Regions from separate parts of the Mus musculus genome. Here region 2 is linked to region 1. A link is a loop called in an ENCODE intact Hi-C map of the cell type or tissue named here. Cell type or tissue: left cerebral cortex. All regions are shown on one strand.

The links. A loop is a pair of places that touch in the nucleus more often than their neighbours do. Peaks named below come from ENCODE experiments on the same cell type or tissue, not always from the same donor. Only the 100,000 strongest peaks of a DNase experiment are listed, where the experiment ranks them.
Region 2: it touches region 1 in a loop (3-fold over the local background); 6 of 42 quality-filtered maps call a loop at or near these places.

The regions. Positions count from the first base shown.
Region 1 is chr6:86,189,055-86,197,054 of GRCm38, forward strand. Tgfa (transforming growth factor alpha) reads left to right here and starts at 6,168. Exons shown (of 6, transcript NM_031199.5): 1 at 6,168-6,491. The coding sequence starts at 6,452. In left cerebral cortex, CTCF peaks have their summits at 4,943 (motif pointing right), 6,023 and 6,817; DNase peaks (open chromatin) are centred at 4,097, 4,963, 6,110, 6,372 and 2 more places; H3K4me3 peaks cover 2,239 bases; H3K27ac peaks cover 1,710 bases.
Region 2 is chr6:86,345,977-86,353,976 of GRCm38, forward strand. It overlaps the pseudogene Gm18862. Among named protein-coding and RNA genes, the nearest start is that of Fam136a, 16 kb to the right of the region's middle. In left cerebral cortex, a CTCF peak has its summit at 3,501 (motif pointing left); a DNase peak (open chromatin) is centred at 3,472.

The DNA.
Region 1 (8,000 bases):
TCAACGCTGGCTCTTGCTTCCTCCACCTTGTTCAGTCTGTTTTGTTGACTTGGCTGGGGTATTTTCTGCGGAATATTTTTCACTCGGGGTGGTACACAGGTGGTTGACATTTTTATAGTTTCTTATCTGAACTATCTTGATAAGAAACCAAGTTTTGTATCCCAACCATTTCCTCTCAGAATTCCATGGCAATGGCTTTGTGGTCTTTGGCATTGTCCGACAAACATCAATATGACAAGGTTCATTTGGAAGCACCCTGACTCTCCTTTCCTCATCATCTCCCACAGAGCAGAAGGGCTTGCCCAAAGTCAGGTTCCTGGGAAACAACAGGCTCTCAGCGAAAGCTGTATTACAAACAGGAGCGGACACAGTGAAGAAGCCATTGCCTGCACAGACTCCTACCACAGGGACGCTGACCATCCCTGGGCTCTCATCATCAATTAGAAGGCTGCTAAGCCTTCTCTCCAGCTGACCTGATCCCTCTGGTGTCTGATCTCTCCTCTCGCAGCTTTTGGTCAGTGCCATAGGCGCCACTCTGTCCTTGCTTCCCACATGCTCCTCATGCAATTTGAAAGTTGGCTGTGAGGACACACTTGCCTGTCAGTACAGATATGTCCTGATATTTGCAGTCTCTCTGAACGAAGTCTCCATCTCCATGGAGATGTGAGATATATCTCCTCCCTCCTTCCTGCTACCTCTGGTTTGGGACAGAAGACCAGAGTCTCCTTTGTCACCCTCTGCTGTCTTCCTGAGCATCCTGTTAAAAATATTTTGACTGTTGTCTGTCTTATCTGTCCTGTTTTTCATTTCCCCTTTCCTTTGACCTTAGGGAGAATTTATTGAGTTCATCGGGTAGTGATGAGCAAGTCCCATTTGCCTTGATTTTTCTGTCCTTTATCTTTAGGTGTGTGTGTGTGTGTGTGTGTGTGTGTGTGTGTGTGTGTGCCCATGTGCATAACTGTGTGAGGCAACCACAGGACAACCTTGGTTCCTGAGGTGCTGTTCATTTGTTAACTGCATCTCTCATTGGCTTAGAACTTGACAAGTAGACTACACTGGAGAGTCCCAGGGACCCAGCGCTCTCTTTTCTCCACTGTGCTGGAGTTACAGGTGCATGCCTGTAATGTGCATGTATGCGTGTGTGCATGTGTGTGTGTGTGTGTGTACATTATCTAGGGATGGATTCTAGGTCTTCAAACTTCCATAGCAAGCGCTCTGATGACTGAGCCACCTCCCCTGCCTTCTTTCTCCCTCCACTACCCCACCCTCTTACTTCTGAGCATCACTGTTTCTGTCAGCATCACGAGCTGAACCTGCTTAAGGGTTTCCAGGTAGTAGATTTGGGACTTTTCCATAGGAATGGCTAAGAATTCCAGAGGCCATCTTCCCACTCTCCAGAAAAGTGTAACAGTGAATTCAAGACTACTAGGGCACATCAGCAAAGAGAATGGACCCATAACTGGATGCCCAGCTGAACTACTCTCCTGCTTCTGAACATGTGGGGGTGGGGGAGGGGACTGCCACATGATGTGCTGAGCCCAGAGTAGGTTTGTCTGTGTTGCATCCAGGCCCCTAAGAAGTTCCCAAGCTGAGTTAGATGACAATGCCCCTGCTGTGACAACTAGTAGTGTTTCAAGGTCCACGAGCTTCTAAACCAGTGCCTTGACCAGCGTGTACCACTACAGGTTCATTGACACCAAGCTTCCACCCAGGCTTTGGGGACATTGTAGTCTAGGATGGAAGGATTTGGGATAATTCATATGTCCAGTCTCCACATCTGAGGTCAGCCAGCACACCAGGCATTAGTTGGAAGCAGGAGTCACATCAGCACTGAACAGCACCGGCAATGAAAGCCACCCAGGTGCCTAAAGGCAGAGCTCCCCACAGCAAGGAAGACTCAAAACAAGCCCAGCATACATGCCCTTCTATGCCCTCCCCTAGAGCAGGGGACACACTGACAGCTGGGCTTCCATGGGGTTGAAGCTTAGACAATCCGCCCCCTCTGCATCCATTTCTCTCCCTAAATCCCTTGTCATGGTAGAATCTCCTCATTCCGCCAAAACTCAATTACCAGAGTCTTCCAAACGGGTCCCCCATGACCAATGACTTCTAACCTTTACCATCTGGCAGGTGCCTCTCTATTCCCCTCTCCCCCCTTGCCATGTGTTGCTTCCTAAGTGAAGGTCCTGTACGTGCTGAAGCCAGCAGGCCACTGGCTCTGAGACTGGTTTATGGGTGCTATCTTCCCTCTCACACCCATGGCTGTATTTCCTCCTCAAGACCTTCTAGAAACTTCTGGGACTGTTTACCCAAGGCCAGCTTGGCTGGCTGAATGCCAGATGAAAGCACTAGGACCTGTGACACCCCGTAATCAGGAATGAGGGGAGACTGGGGAAGTGGGTGAAGACCCCGCTAAACACACCCTCAGAATTTGGATGAAAGTCACCTGGGCTGAGACTGGTGTTCTCTGCCCCAGTGCTGCCAGTGTCCTCTTGTTTGCTCAGGGATGCGCATGATTGGCTCTGCAGAGTGAATCCCCCTTGCTCGATCCAGGGGATATTCTTGTAAAGAGAGCTCTGCGTGCACACAGGGAAAGAGTCTCAGGAATGCAGGGGAAGGAGGGTACCTTGAGTCTCCTCGCAGACCCAAGGACACCACTGGGACTTACTCAGCTCAGACAGCAATGGATTTTGTATAGCTGAAACATATCAGTGTGTACGTGTGCACATGCAGATAGATGTGTGTAGGCGTGGAGGTGTGGGCATGCATGTATGTGTACCCGTGAGCAAGGAAATTGACATGGAATGATTAAGCCAGGGAAGAGTGGGGAACATGGAATGGAGAGGCAAGCCCACCAAGGGAACTTTAATAGCCAGCTTTGTTCAGATGAAACACTGTCAAGTAGACAAACTCTGGCATCTAGTTCTCCTACAGTCCCAATAAGTCTTATCTTTAATAAAATGTGGGAAACTGAGGCAGTGGAGCAGAGAGATCATGGAACAAACTTAGCTTTCAACATCACTCTTGCTATTTGCTTCCCAAACCTGATGATCTATTCGCTAGAAGAAACTGGAAGGTATCTGGAGAGACGGCTCAGTGGTTACAGTGCTTGGCATGCAAGCATGAGAACTGGAGTCCAGAGCCCCAGAATCCACATAAATACTGGGTGGAGTAATAGCTCTCCCAAAATTTCAGCCTTGGGAAGAAGAGACAGGGGATCATAGAGGAAGATGGCTAGCAGACCAGCCCGATCAGTGAGCTCTGGGCTTGATTGAGAGACCTTGCCTTAATGAATGAATGAGGTAGAAGGAAAGATGAGGATGATTCAACCTCTGGCCTCTGCATGTGTGCACATTTGTGCACAGGCACCCATACATACAAACATGCATATACGCATAAGCACGCCACACATATGCACATAAAAGGTTTTTTTTTTAAAAAGCTGGAATGTTCTAAAACCATATTATACCAGTTCAAGAAAATCTTGGGGAACAACAAATGATTTTCAAGTATTAGGGCATGTTCTAAACCAGGTGTGGTGGCACACTTCTGTTGTTCCAGCAATGAAGAGGCCCGGGCAGGAGAATAGAAAGTTCCCAGCTATATAACAAGGCCCACCCTAAAAAAGATAGACAGACAGAGAGGGGAAGAGAAGAAGGTGTGAGGGGGAGGCAGTGAGGCAGGGACAGAGTGGAGGAAGAGGTGGAGACAGAAAGAAAGAATGTACTTGGAGTTGTGTACTTTCTAGTTTGCAAGCTGGCAAAATATGTGGGTGTTTACCTGTATGTGTGTACGTGTATCATGCGTATGCTTAGTGCCCATTGAGGTCAGAAGAGGGCACCGGGTTTCCTGGAACTGGAGTTATGGATGGTTTTGAACCACCACGTTGAGTACTAGAATTCCCACTGTACATATTTAGTCCTCTGCAAAAGTAGCAACTGCTCTTAACCTCTGAGCCATCTCTACAGCCCCACAAATTATCTTCTGATTAAAATATTTTCTAGCCCTTCAGGGGACCAGCCCACTTGCTTGGTTCTGCCAGCCTCAACAGTGTGTGGGCAGTGGGCAGAGGACCAGGACATCTGATTCCCAGACAGCTGGCAGCCAACCTCAGCCGCTGCTCTGCACGTGTTCCAGTCCCCAGCCCTGATTCCTTGCCTCTTGTAGCCAAGGGAACAGGCAAGCCCCAGGACAGGACCAGGTCAAACTGAAGGAAGTGAGCCCTCGTGCTGAAGGCCATAGGAAAGTTCTATGCAATGGATGGAGAAAATGACTGTCTGGGGACCCTCACTAGCCAGTCACAAGCATAAAGAAGGAAGTACAATAGTTTCTAGTCAGTGTAGGGAAGGGATGGCTTTCTATATAAACTCACACCGCTTTGTATTGGACCATCCCATCTGTTATGGTGCAGGTCTTAACTGTTCCTCTTATGGTGGGACTGGAGAGATGGCTCGGTGGGTGAGAGCCCGTGTTATCTTGCAGCAGCTCCCAGCACTTGGTAGTATGTAATCATATGTTACCAGCTCCAGGGGGTCAGGAGCCAGAGGAGCAGGTCCTATATAGTTCTGGAGGATCAGACTCCAGACACACATGTACCATATACCATCAAAAAACTTATACAAGCAATATAAACTTTTTTTTTTTTCAAAAAAAAAAGGGGGGGGGGGAACTTGGAGCTTGGTGTGGCTCTACAGGTCTCAAATCTTGTCACTCTGGAGGTAGAATCAGGTAGATTTCTGTGAGTTCAAAGCCAGATGAGACTACATAGTGAGATCCTGTCTCCAAAAACATTAATCAATCAATTAAGACAAAAGGATGCTTGGACTTAACGCCATTTTGTTGTTTGTTGTTTGTTGTTGTTTGGCTTGTTTGGTTTTTTTGGTTTGGGAGGGGTTTTTTTTTCCTCCCCTAAAAGCTCATTTTGCTGCTTGGTTGGGCCCCCAGTGGGTGGCGCTAGAGAGAGATGGTGGAGACTTCAGTAGGTGGGGCCCTATTGGAGGAAGTTAGAACACTGGGAGTGTACCCTTGGAGGGGATATTGGGACCCACTCCCCTGCTTTTGAGCTGAGACGCATGCTCCCCACTATTGTGTCCTTCCCCTTCACAGACCCAAAGCTACAAGACTGGCCAAGGGAGCATGAACTAGAACAGAAAACCAAATCTCCTTTTAAGTTGCTTACCGCGTGCATTTTGTCTCAGCAACAGAAAGCTGGTTAATTAACACAGTACCCACACATTAGGGCCAATCGCTTGGGCCTTCTTTTGGAATCGACGAGGTCCTTTGTTCTTACAATAAACTGGAATTTTCAACTCTGAAACTTTGAGCATCCAGCTAAAGAGACAGCAAGAGAATCCCAAGTCCAACACACCCGACCAACGCCCCACCTGCTAGGAGAGTGGGTCTTCTCTCGAGCAGCTAGGCAGCAGGAAGCAGGAGAGGGGTCAGTCTGATTACTCTATGCCTAGTCGTGGTCTCTCTGGAGTTACTGTCCCCTATGGATGTGCACACACACACATCCCCAAACTCCCACAGGCCATTCATTCTCTATCCAAAAGAAGTCTTCCCTTCTTGTGTTTCCCTCTCATAGTTCATATTCAGGGGCCATCTCAAAGACACAACCCCTGAATGGGCCATCTAGCTGACCCCCACCACCAGCTTCTCCTTAGTTCTGCACTTAATTGTAACAAAGCCAGCTCTTGTTCCGGCTCCTGCTTCCCCGAAGCAGTGGAACAGTAGGGTTGATGCGAGATTAAGTTCATGGTACACAGAGATTCCCTGATCTTCACAATGTATCTGGAGACTCAGAGTGGGGCCAGCAAGGATGGGGACACAGGTGGAAATTCGACTTTAATGAGTGTTTGGCTGACTATGAAGAGAGCGCTTTTCTTGAGTCAGACCTTGCCAGGTAACTGGCCAAGCTCCTGGGTCTCCAGTCTCCTGCTCAAGCGTGTCTTGGAGAAGCCCCTAGCACAGGTGACTGGATCCTGAGCGACTCCGCTCCGCCGCCTACAGCCTGGACGCGGCTACTACGCAGGGGACTCGGGCGGCGACCCTGGGCGCAAGCACTGCAGGGAGGTGTCTGAAGCCAGGCGCTTCCTGCCTGGCCCTTGGCCCAGGGTGGTGACTGGCTGTCGCGATCGGGGCGCAGGTCCCCGCCCCCGGCTTCCAGTCCCCACCCCTGCGCCTTCGGGGGCGCCCCATCGCGGGAGGGTGGTCCGCCTCTCCCCGGTCGCCTAAGGCAGAGAGGTGGCGGGAACCTCCACCTCTTTCCCGTTTCCGCCGCGGGCAGCGCGCCGGCCAGTGCCACCGGGAGGCGCGGTCGTCCCTCCGCCCGCGCGCCGGGGGGCCGGCCCTGTCGCCTGCGCCTTTTTCCCCCGCGCACACCGCGGCGGCGCGCGGCTACTCGCCAACCGCAGGGAGCGCGGTGGCTGCAGCACCCTGCGCTCGGAAGATGGTCCCCGCGACCGGACAGCTCGCTCTGCTAGCGCTGGGTATGTAGGCAACACCCGATGTTCCCGGGCCGCTCCAGCCTGATCTCTGCGTTTCTCTTGAGTCCGCTTGGGAGAACAGAAGAGAGGCGGGTGTTTGGAGTGGGTGGGAGCGTGCGAGCCACCGGGAGTCACCAAGAACTGTGAAGTGGGGGACAGTCTTAGCGAGGTGGCCGCCGGGAGGTGAGATCCGGCCTGAACTTTACTCTGCGCGTCGTCGGCTCGCCGGTGCCCACGCCCTCCTGCCTACCTGCTGGTCGCCGAGCCGGGCTTCTTCAAAGCCGCCTAAGCGCAGGTTGTCCCAGTGCGACCCCTAGGTGGCCCTGGCCTGAGCCCCTTTCGAGTCCCTGGGGGCGGGAGCATGCGTTGCGCATCCGTACCCTTAGCCTTCGACTTGAAGCTCTCCTAGGTGTTGGGTGGGTTTGTGATTTTATTTTCTTTTAATTTTTTAATTTTTTTTTTGGTGCGGATTAATTGTCCTGTTAATGAGCTTACATGGGAGTCTTGGTGTCCCTGTCAGAGGAGGCGGGAGTAACACCTGAGTATAACCAGTTTCCTCAGAGTTGGTTCTTGGACATAAACGCGAGTGGGGGAGGGGACAATCGTCCCCCTCTAATCCCCTGGTGTCTGGGTGGTGGGAGGAACGGCCGCTGCGAAGCTCGAAGCTCGCAAGTGTGTGTTGCTACTCTCAGCTACCTGGTGCAGAGTCTGTTTGACAGAGTGGACTGAAGTACCCGGGTGTCCCAGTCACTGCTGCCGCCTTGTGAATCTTTCTGTCTGATGTTTTCAGCATTTAAAACCCTGTAAGAGGGCTGAAGCTGTAAGTCAGTGGCCAGAGTATTTCAGGCACCAAACCCTGGGTAGGATTCCCCGCCGGGCTCGTGACCCCAGTGCTCAGAAGGTAGAAACAATAGAATCATACTACTACCCTCAGCCATATATAGCGAGTTTGAAACTGAGAACCTGGTTCTAATTAACTATTAATAATTAAAGCCTTAGAAAGTAAGATGTTTGCAATCGTCCCCCACCCCCCCCACCCCCCGCTATTGACAATAGACCCCAGAAGGTGTTTATAACTCCCCTCCCTAAAATGTGCCCAGAGTAGCAGCCTGTCACAGTGAGGAAGCATCCACAGTTCTCTGGCAATCCTGCATTAAAAAGGCTCCTTCTGCTGCAGGAGGGGACACGTTGAGATGTTCCCAGCTTTGCCCTCACCTGAAGTGAGTTATGGGCAGATTTCCTCACTTATTGTTAGAGCTGCCTTTTGGGTGTATTCTATGGTCGGCTTTCACTTCATATATGAAAGCTTCATAATTTAAAGCTGTGAAATTCGCAGCCGGTGGGAAGCCTGCAGGTTATTCCCCATCCAAATGTTTCTTTCCCTCCCCGCACCTCCCCTCAGAATAGTATTACCAAGTAGAACCCTGCGGATGCTTGTGTGGTGTGACCAAGCGGCTCCAGTTCGTTCACCCACTTGGCTTGCACGCTCACTTCATGAAGGAGCCATCCTGT
Region 2 (8,000 bases), 160 kb after region 1:
GCACATACACATGAAAATGAAAAGACACACACACACATGCACAAGGCCATATCATTTCTCTTCACATCCATCCCCAGTGGACCCCCTCAATTGCCATGCACACCTAACTGGCTCCTACCATCCTCCCCTCCTCCCTCCATTATTCCCAGGGCAAAAGTCATCAGGACACACTCTTCATACCAACCTCTCCTTCCAGACAGCACAGAGTCATAACTGTTATTTCTTGTCTCCTAGGCAATGCGACTCAGCAAGGCTCCAGCCCTGTGATGCTCTGAGCTGCAGGACTGACCTGGAATGCCATGTCTCCCCTTCCCTCACAAACACATTCTTTTCATGCCTCCGTGAAGCAAGGAAAAGCCAGAAAGAGGCCAGGGCCTCAGATAGCCCTGCCTTCCAATCTCCATATTGTTGTTAGGAGAAGATCATTTTTGTCAAACCACAATAGAGAATATGCATTAGCTAGGTTTACAGAACCAGTGCAGACTGAGCCCAGGCAGACTTCCACACTTCTCTGGGACACTTCGACACTCATGCTCTGCGCTGCTCACCCCGCACACTTGAGCTGGCTTCCTACATCTCCATCTATCCCCGGGCTATGACTCCTGGAAGGAGGACCACCCAACCCTCCTGGGGCTCAGACCTTCACCTGATATTGAACTCCACTTCTTTCCAGGCCAAAACACCTCAGATGTTCCTCTTCTAGCCTTGATTTCTCGCCCTGACCCTTCCCTTGCCTGTACACAAGTGTAGTCTTACCCAAACCTTTGCTTTGTGCTTAAGTACATTTAACTTACATTTCTTTGTTTATTGGGGTGGGAGACTTGTGTATATGGAGATCAGAGGACAACCTGAGGGGACTGATTCTTCCCTCCCACCATAGGAATCCTGGAGACAGAACTCAATTAGTCAGTACTGACAACGAACACTTTATCCACTGGGCCATCTCACCAGCTCTTACCCAAGATTTTAAAACACAGTAATCTCTTGTGCATGGCATGATGGCTCATGCCTATGATCCTAGCACTTGGGAAGCTGAGGCAGGAGCATTACTGTGAATTCGAGGCCCTTGTGACCTACATAGCAAGTTCCAGGTCAGCCAGCATTGTAGAGATCCTATCTCAAAAAAACAAACAAAAACAGGACTCATAGACTTGATCCTCTCGGGCCACCATCCTTCCCTATAATCTGGCTAATGATAGCCTTCCTGGCTTCCTGCAAATGTCATCACTGAAGTCACCAGTGACCTCCTTGTTTTCAGATCTTCTGCTGTTGTTCTGAGCCTGGATCTGATGCAGCCCAGGTTTAGCCTCCAAGGCCAAGGACAACGAGGAACTTCTGATCTTCTCGGGGGAGGGGATGCTGGCACTGCACCATCATACCTGGTTTACTTTGAGGAACTATGAATTTAATCCATGGCTCTGTGAATGTGAGACAAACACTCTGCCCACTGGGCCACACTGCCTTGTAAGTACACTTGACCATGAGGAGCAGCCCCTCTTCCTAGAAACTGCCTCTGCCCCAGTCACTGGTGACACTGCGTATTCTTTCCACTTCTCTGACCACACTGTTTTAAGTTTAAGCCTTCCTTTCCAGCTCTTCTCTACAAATATTGATGACCTCTGGCTTTCTCTCGGTGGCCCTTTTCCTTCTGACTCTAGACCTGTGAGGAGCCGCCCTCACATTTGCCATTATAAGATGGCACTGACAGCTGTGTTCTAAGTGGTAAACATAGTCTGCACACATGCAGGGGCAGTTTTCCCACCATGTGTTCTGCCTTTCCCGTGATGACAACTGGGCCGATGGGCTGCAGCCAATCAGGGAGTAATACATCCTAGGTGGAGGATAATTCTCCTTAAAAAGGGATGGGGTTTCGCCATTTGCTGGCTTGCTCTCTTGCTTCTTGCGGGCTTGCTCTCTTGCTTCTTACACTCCTGCTCCTGAAGATGTAAGAAATAAAGCTTTGCCGCAGAAGATTCTGGTCTGTGGTGTTCTTCCTGGCCGGTCGTGAGAACGCGTCTAATAACAATTGGTGCCGAATTCCGGGACGAGAAAAAACTCGGGACTGGCGCAAGGAAGATCCCTCATTCCAGAACCAGAACTGCGGGTCGCGGTAATAAAGGTTCCCGTAAAGCAGACTGTTAAGAAGGATTCAACTGCATGAATTCAGAACTTTTCAGCTGGGGAACGGCGGTAACCCGTAAGTATAGCTTTACGAGGTAAGCCTGGCCTTGAACTTTCTAAGGAAATTCAAGACAGTCTATCAGAAGTAAAGTGGAAAATAGCTTTATAAGGTATGTTTGGCCTTGAACTTTCTCTAGTGTTAGAAGCCCTTTTGTTCCTTTTCACATGTTATCAAGTGGTTAAGGCAGGGCGGATTCTGGATGAAGTTCAGGACAATCTATCAGAAGTAAAGCGGGGAGAGAGAATAGGAGCAAAGAGAAAATATGGTTCACAAAATAAGTATACAGGCCTTTCCAAGGGTCTTGAACCTGAGGAAAAGTTTAGGTCAGGTAAGAATACCTGGGGAGAGATTAGAAGGAAGGAGAAGGAAAAAGAAAAGAAAAAAGATCAATCAGCAGAGGTTTTTAGGAGAAGGAGCCTATACTCATCACTAGGTGAGCTCAAGGAGCCAGTTCTTAGTAGTTCTGAATCAGATGAAAAGGCTATTAGGGCCTGGAAGGCGCTCTCCCGAGCAGGTGAAGCCACTGGACAATAATGACAGAGGCAGGCTCTTGCAGCCTACAAGGTCTTATTGTCCACCCTGGAGTTGTAGATCAGGATTGCAAAGGGGAACTTCAGGTTCTCTGTTCTTGTCCTCAAGTTGTCTTTTCTATATCACAAAGAGACAAAATAGCTCAACTAATAATTTTGCCCCTGCTGCCCTGATTAGCTGAGGCTGCGTGCCTGGTGAGGCGGCGTGGCCTGCAGTGCGTGGATGAGAGAGAGTATAAAAGGAGTGAGAGGCCCAGGGTTCGGGGGAGATATAAAAACAAGGGAGATATAAAAACAAGGGAGATATAAACAAGGGAGATATAAACAAGGGAAATATAGAGAAAGAAGAAACAGGACTGAATAAACGTGTGCAGAAGGATCCTGTAGCAGCGTCGTTCTTGCTGGCGAGTTGGGGGCGCGCGCAACATAGACCCTCAGTAAACAATCTCATCCACTGGCTGTCTCCATCAGCCTTTCAAGCCAGCCCTTCCGGATTGTAGCTTCTACAAAAAATACTAGTACATCCTACCCAAAGCTTGGACCTCTGCCTGAGACCCACAGGCACCACTTGCCTAGCTTTCAAAGTAGATCCTTTGTGAAAAGTGCCTTTACATACATGCTACCCACTGGCTGGGTTCTCTTCCACCAGGAGGCACGCATGGCCGTATACGCTGTTCCTGCCACGGGCTCCATGCAACAGGAAAGAGGACCAAGGCCAATACCAACATCCTCTCTGCCAGTGTCCTGAACTAGAATGATTGATTGTCTTGTGACAACAGTGCCCTCTTGAGGAATGTCTTTCAAAGACATTGTTGCCCTCAGTGGGCAGGGCTCCCTTCCATTCTAGCTTTCGGCTCACTCCCATGCTTTGTCATCTGTCCACTGTGAGATGCAGTTCCTTTCTTCAATCTGGTAGGTTGGAGGTCATTGTGGAAACGATGCTATGTGACTTCCAAGGCTTGGCGAACTTCTGCTGGACCTGGGACCCTGGGTTCCTGGGACCCTGTCACACCTTCAGCAGTGGCAGTGCCATGGGCTGGTATTCTGTGAGGAAGCCTAATGCAACCATGCAACAAAGCCTGCAGAAAATGCCAGTGACGAGAGACAAGGCAAGTCAGGCCATTCTGATGCAGCCCTAGCTACTTACTAAATTGAAGAGACAATCTAAGTCAGAACAGTCCAGCTGAGTCCTCCTCAAATTCCTGCCCTATGGAAAAAAATGAAAAAAGACAATAAAATTATTATTGCTTTAAAGTATTAGGGTATGTGAGTGGCTGAGTAGGTGGGTATGTCTGTCTATCTGTGTGTGTGTGTGTGTGTGTGTGTGTGTGTGTGTGTGTGTCTGTGTGTGTGTCTGTGTGTGTGTGTGTGTGTGTGTGTGTGTCTGTGTCTGTGTCTGTGTGTGTCTGTGTGTGTGTCTGTGTGTGTCTGTGTGCGCTGGTACATATAAAGGCCAGAGGTCAGCCTAAGGTATTATTCCTCAGCTACTTCTTAGCCTGCTTTTTTGAGACACAATCTCTTACTGGGACCTGGGCAATCACCAGTTTGGCTAGGCTGTGGTTCTCAGGCCTCAGGGACCTTCTGGTCTCTGTCTCTGCAGCAGGAAGAGCACACATGCACATCACAGTGACCATCACTTTCATCTACACTCTGGAACTCAAACTCAGATCCTCATGTTTGTGTAGCAAGCAGTTTAACAACTGTGCCATCTTCCCAGCCCATACGCCACTACGCTGTGAGATTATTTCATCTACCCAAGTACTAGCCAGGCCTGACTCTGCTTAGCTTCTGAGGTCAAACGGGTGTGGATACATTCAGGGTAACTTAGCTGTAGACCAAGATGATTTTTTTCTTTTATTTATGTGCATGTACACATATCTGTACATGGGTGCACCTTTATGTGGGTGCCCAGAGAGGCCAGAAGGGAGTGTTGGGTACCCTGGAGCTGAATTTACAGGCAACTGTGAGCCACTCTCTGTAGGTGGTGGGAACTGAACTCAGGTCCTCTGCAAGAGCAGTGTGTGCAATCAACTGCTGAGCCATCTGCTCAGCCCACAGAGATGATTTGGCCTGCAGCAAGCAGCACTGAGAACGGTGACCATGAAATCAGTTCTCTGTGTGCCTCAAGAGGAAGCAAAACAGAAAAGTCTAGAATGGAAATCTAATGACCAAGGTAAGGTAATGTTGTGAGACTGTCAATCAATATTTGCTTGTGTGCACTAATTTACCATTAGTGAAGCCTACCCATTTAAAAAGTCCGCTAGAAATCTGAATAGAGAGTTCTCAATTGTTGAAGAAATAAAAATGGCTAAGAAATACCATAAATGTGGTCATCATCCTTAGTACCAGAGAAATGCAAATTAAAACAACTTTGAGGTTTTGTCTCTTCCCAGTCAGAATGGTCAAAATCAATAAAACAGGGCTAGAGAGATGGCTCAGGTTAAGAGCACTGACTGCTCTTCCAGAGGTCCTGAGTCCAAATCCCAGCAACCACATGGTGGCTCACAACCATCTGTAATGGGATCTGATGCCCTCTTCTGGTGTGTCTGAAGACAGCTACAGTGTACTCATATACATAAAATAAATAAAGTCTTTTTTTTTTTAATCAACAAAACAATTGACAACAGATGCTTCCGGGTTGTGGAGAGAGAGGTCAAACCCCGATTAACTGTTGACAGGAATGCAAATTGGTGCAGCTACTCTGGAAATCACTATAAAGAATCCACATCAAACTATCATATGATCCAGGTATACCACTCATGGGCATCTGCCCAAAAGACTGGAGACCCTACTCCCCAGATCCTTTCTAAGCAATGCTTCCTATTTCCTTATTTACAATATCAAAGAAAAAGAAAACAAATTAAATGTCCTTTGACAGATGAATGGATAATGAAAATGTGGTACATATACACTATGGAATATTATTCGTCTGTAAAGAAAAGTTTAATCATGAAATTTGCAGGCAAATGGATGGAACTAGAAAAGACCATGCTGAGTGAGTAACCCAGACCTAGGACGACAAATGTTCCCTCTCTTCTGTAGCTCTTGGCTCCAGATACCCAGACACAATTATAAAACATGGAGTAATGACAGAAACCAGGAAAGCATAAAGGGGCCATAGTGTTGGGGAAGCTTGGGAGGGAAACAGCAGGAACTGCTCACCCCCAACCCTGGTGTCTCCCTCTGCCACATCTATGGGTGGCCCATCGTGATCTGCAGCAAGCCTCAGAGAGTGGGCAGCACGGCCCCAACAATGAAGATGGCAGGGCCGAGTGTGAGTCCCAGGCAGAGATCCAGAGTTCTGAGCACTACAATGAGCTCGTCCAGCCCAAGACCAGCATCAGTCGGACACAACCCTGCGGAAGTGAGCCCTTCCCAGCACTCCCAGAGGATGACACAGTCACAGCAAAGGAGGCCTCAAAACCCAGCCCACTCATGGATGTGCAGTTGCTGGTACCAGATCTCGAGGTCCCATCCTGACCTCCATTGCTGCACCCAAGACTGAGCCTGTCACCTTCCCTGCCATATAGAATGAGCCATTGGCCTAATCTGACTTCCTGCCTGCTATGAAGGTATCCAGCAGGCAGAGCTAATAGATGAGAATGGCACAGGTAGGGGAAGGCCACAATACCATCTGTGTGCTGCTCACTGGCCACAAGATGTGCACCATCTTGTCCTCCATGTGCACCACAGGATGTATCAAGACATCAGCGAACTCTAGTCCATCAGTGACCTGTCTGTGTTGATGGACCTCCTGTACACTGTCAAAAGAAGGCCTCCCAAGCCGGGCAGTGGTGGCACATACCTTTAATCCCAGCACTTGGAAGGCAGAGGCAGGCGGATTTCTGAGTTCGAGGCCAGCCTGGTCTACAAAGTGAGTTCCAGGACAGCCAGGGCTACACAGAGAAACCCTGTCTCAAAAAACCAAAAAAGAAAAAAAGAAAAGGAGGAGGAGGAGGAGGAGGAGGAGGAGGCTTCCCTGTGGAAGCTGGACCTGTGCACCACCATGCTGCCACAGATGAAGACATGTTTGCAGACTGGGTATGAGAGTATGTCCAGACTGGGTGTACCACACTGAAGCTGATTCTGTAGCAGTTCCTGGCCCTCATCGATGACCTTTTGGCAGCCCAGCCCTCTGTGGGTGTGGACATCAGCCAAGAGGAGAGACTGTATGAGTACCAACTCTGCTTCAAATAACTTAAGAGCAGCAGTGCCCTCATCAAGAGCAAGTTGGGTCTGGAAGGCCTCAATGGCAGTGTCTTTTGTGGGCTGCTCCCACTCATAGCCAGCTTGGACTGGCGAGCTCGTGGTGGGAGCACCAGCAGCTCTCACTGGCTTAGCCCCAGTTTGCTATATGCCCGTGGCCTGTGAGCCTCAGCCTGACCCCCACTCTTGCCCTAATGGCCACCCTTCACAGTTGTGGACTCAGAGCTCCCTCTCTAGCAGCCACTGGAAGTCTTGCACAGCCCTTGCTTCTTGAGACAACTCCAGGGTCAGAGCTGCTGCCATAACTTATCAGGCAGATTTATAAATTTATAATTGTCTCCAACTTCCTTCAAAAAAAAATGGCAGCCTCCACGCCTGGCTCTAAACTCTATTTTTACATCACAGATATATGTAGCCACCATAATTCATCAAAGAAGTTTCTCTTTACAACAAACAGAGCCTACAACAGAAAACCACAATTCAACACAATGCAGAGATTAACGAATCATGGGGAGCCCAGACCCCACAGATACATCTGCATCACAGCTCCAGAATTTATAGCTCGGGAACATGGTGGAAACAGGAGTGAAAAGAATCTAGAAGTCAAAACACCAGGAAATCTGCTGTGAAACAGTCTCTCCTAAAAATGACTACATAAACAAGACCAGAACAGCAGCGACATCAATGAACCTGTTAATGTGGAAAATTGTGTGGTGTCCTGCTCCTAGACAAAGAACAGCAGGCAAGTATTGACAGCTGGGGAAAAGGAGAATTAGCATCTCCCAGAGATGAGCCCTTTCATGGTTGTCCAACGCAGGGTGGTCAGCCTTGAAACCATATACACACAAACAAAAAAAACAAAACCCAGCAGGTCCTGATATATGTATGCATCGTATATGTATATAAGTTATATATGTATGTGTGTATATAACTATACATGTTATATGTGCATGTATGTATATACATATACACATATATGCAACAAATAATCAAAGATATGGCGGTTGTCAACTCTAGGGGAGAATGGAGGGTTTGAGAAGGGTCACAGGGGGGACTGGAGGGAGGAAAGGAAGAAGGGAAGG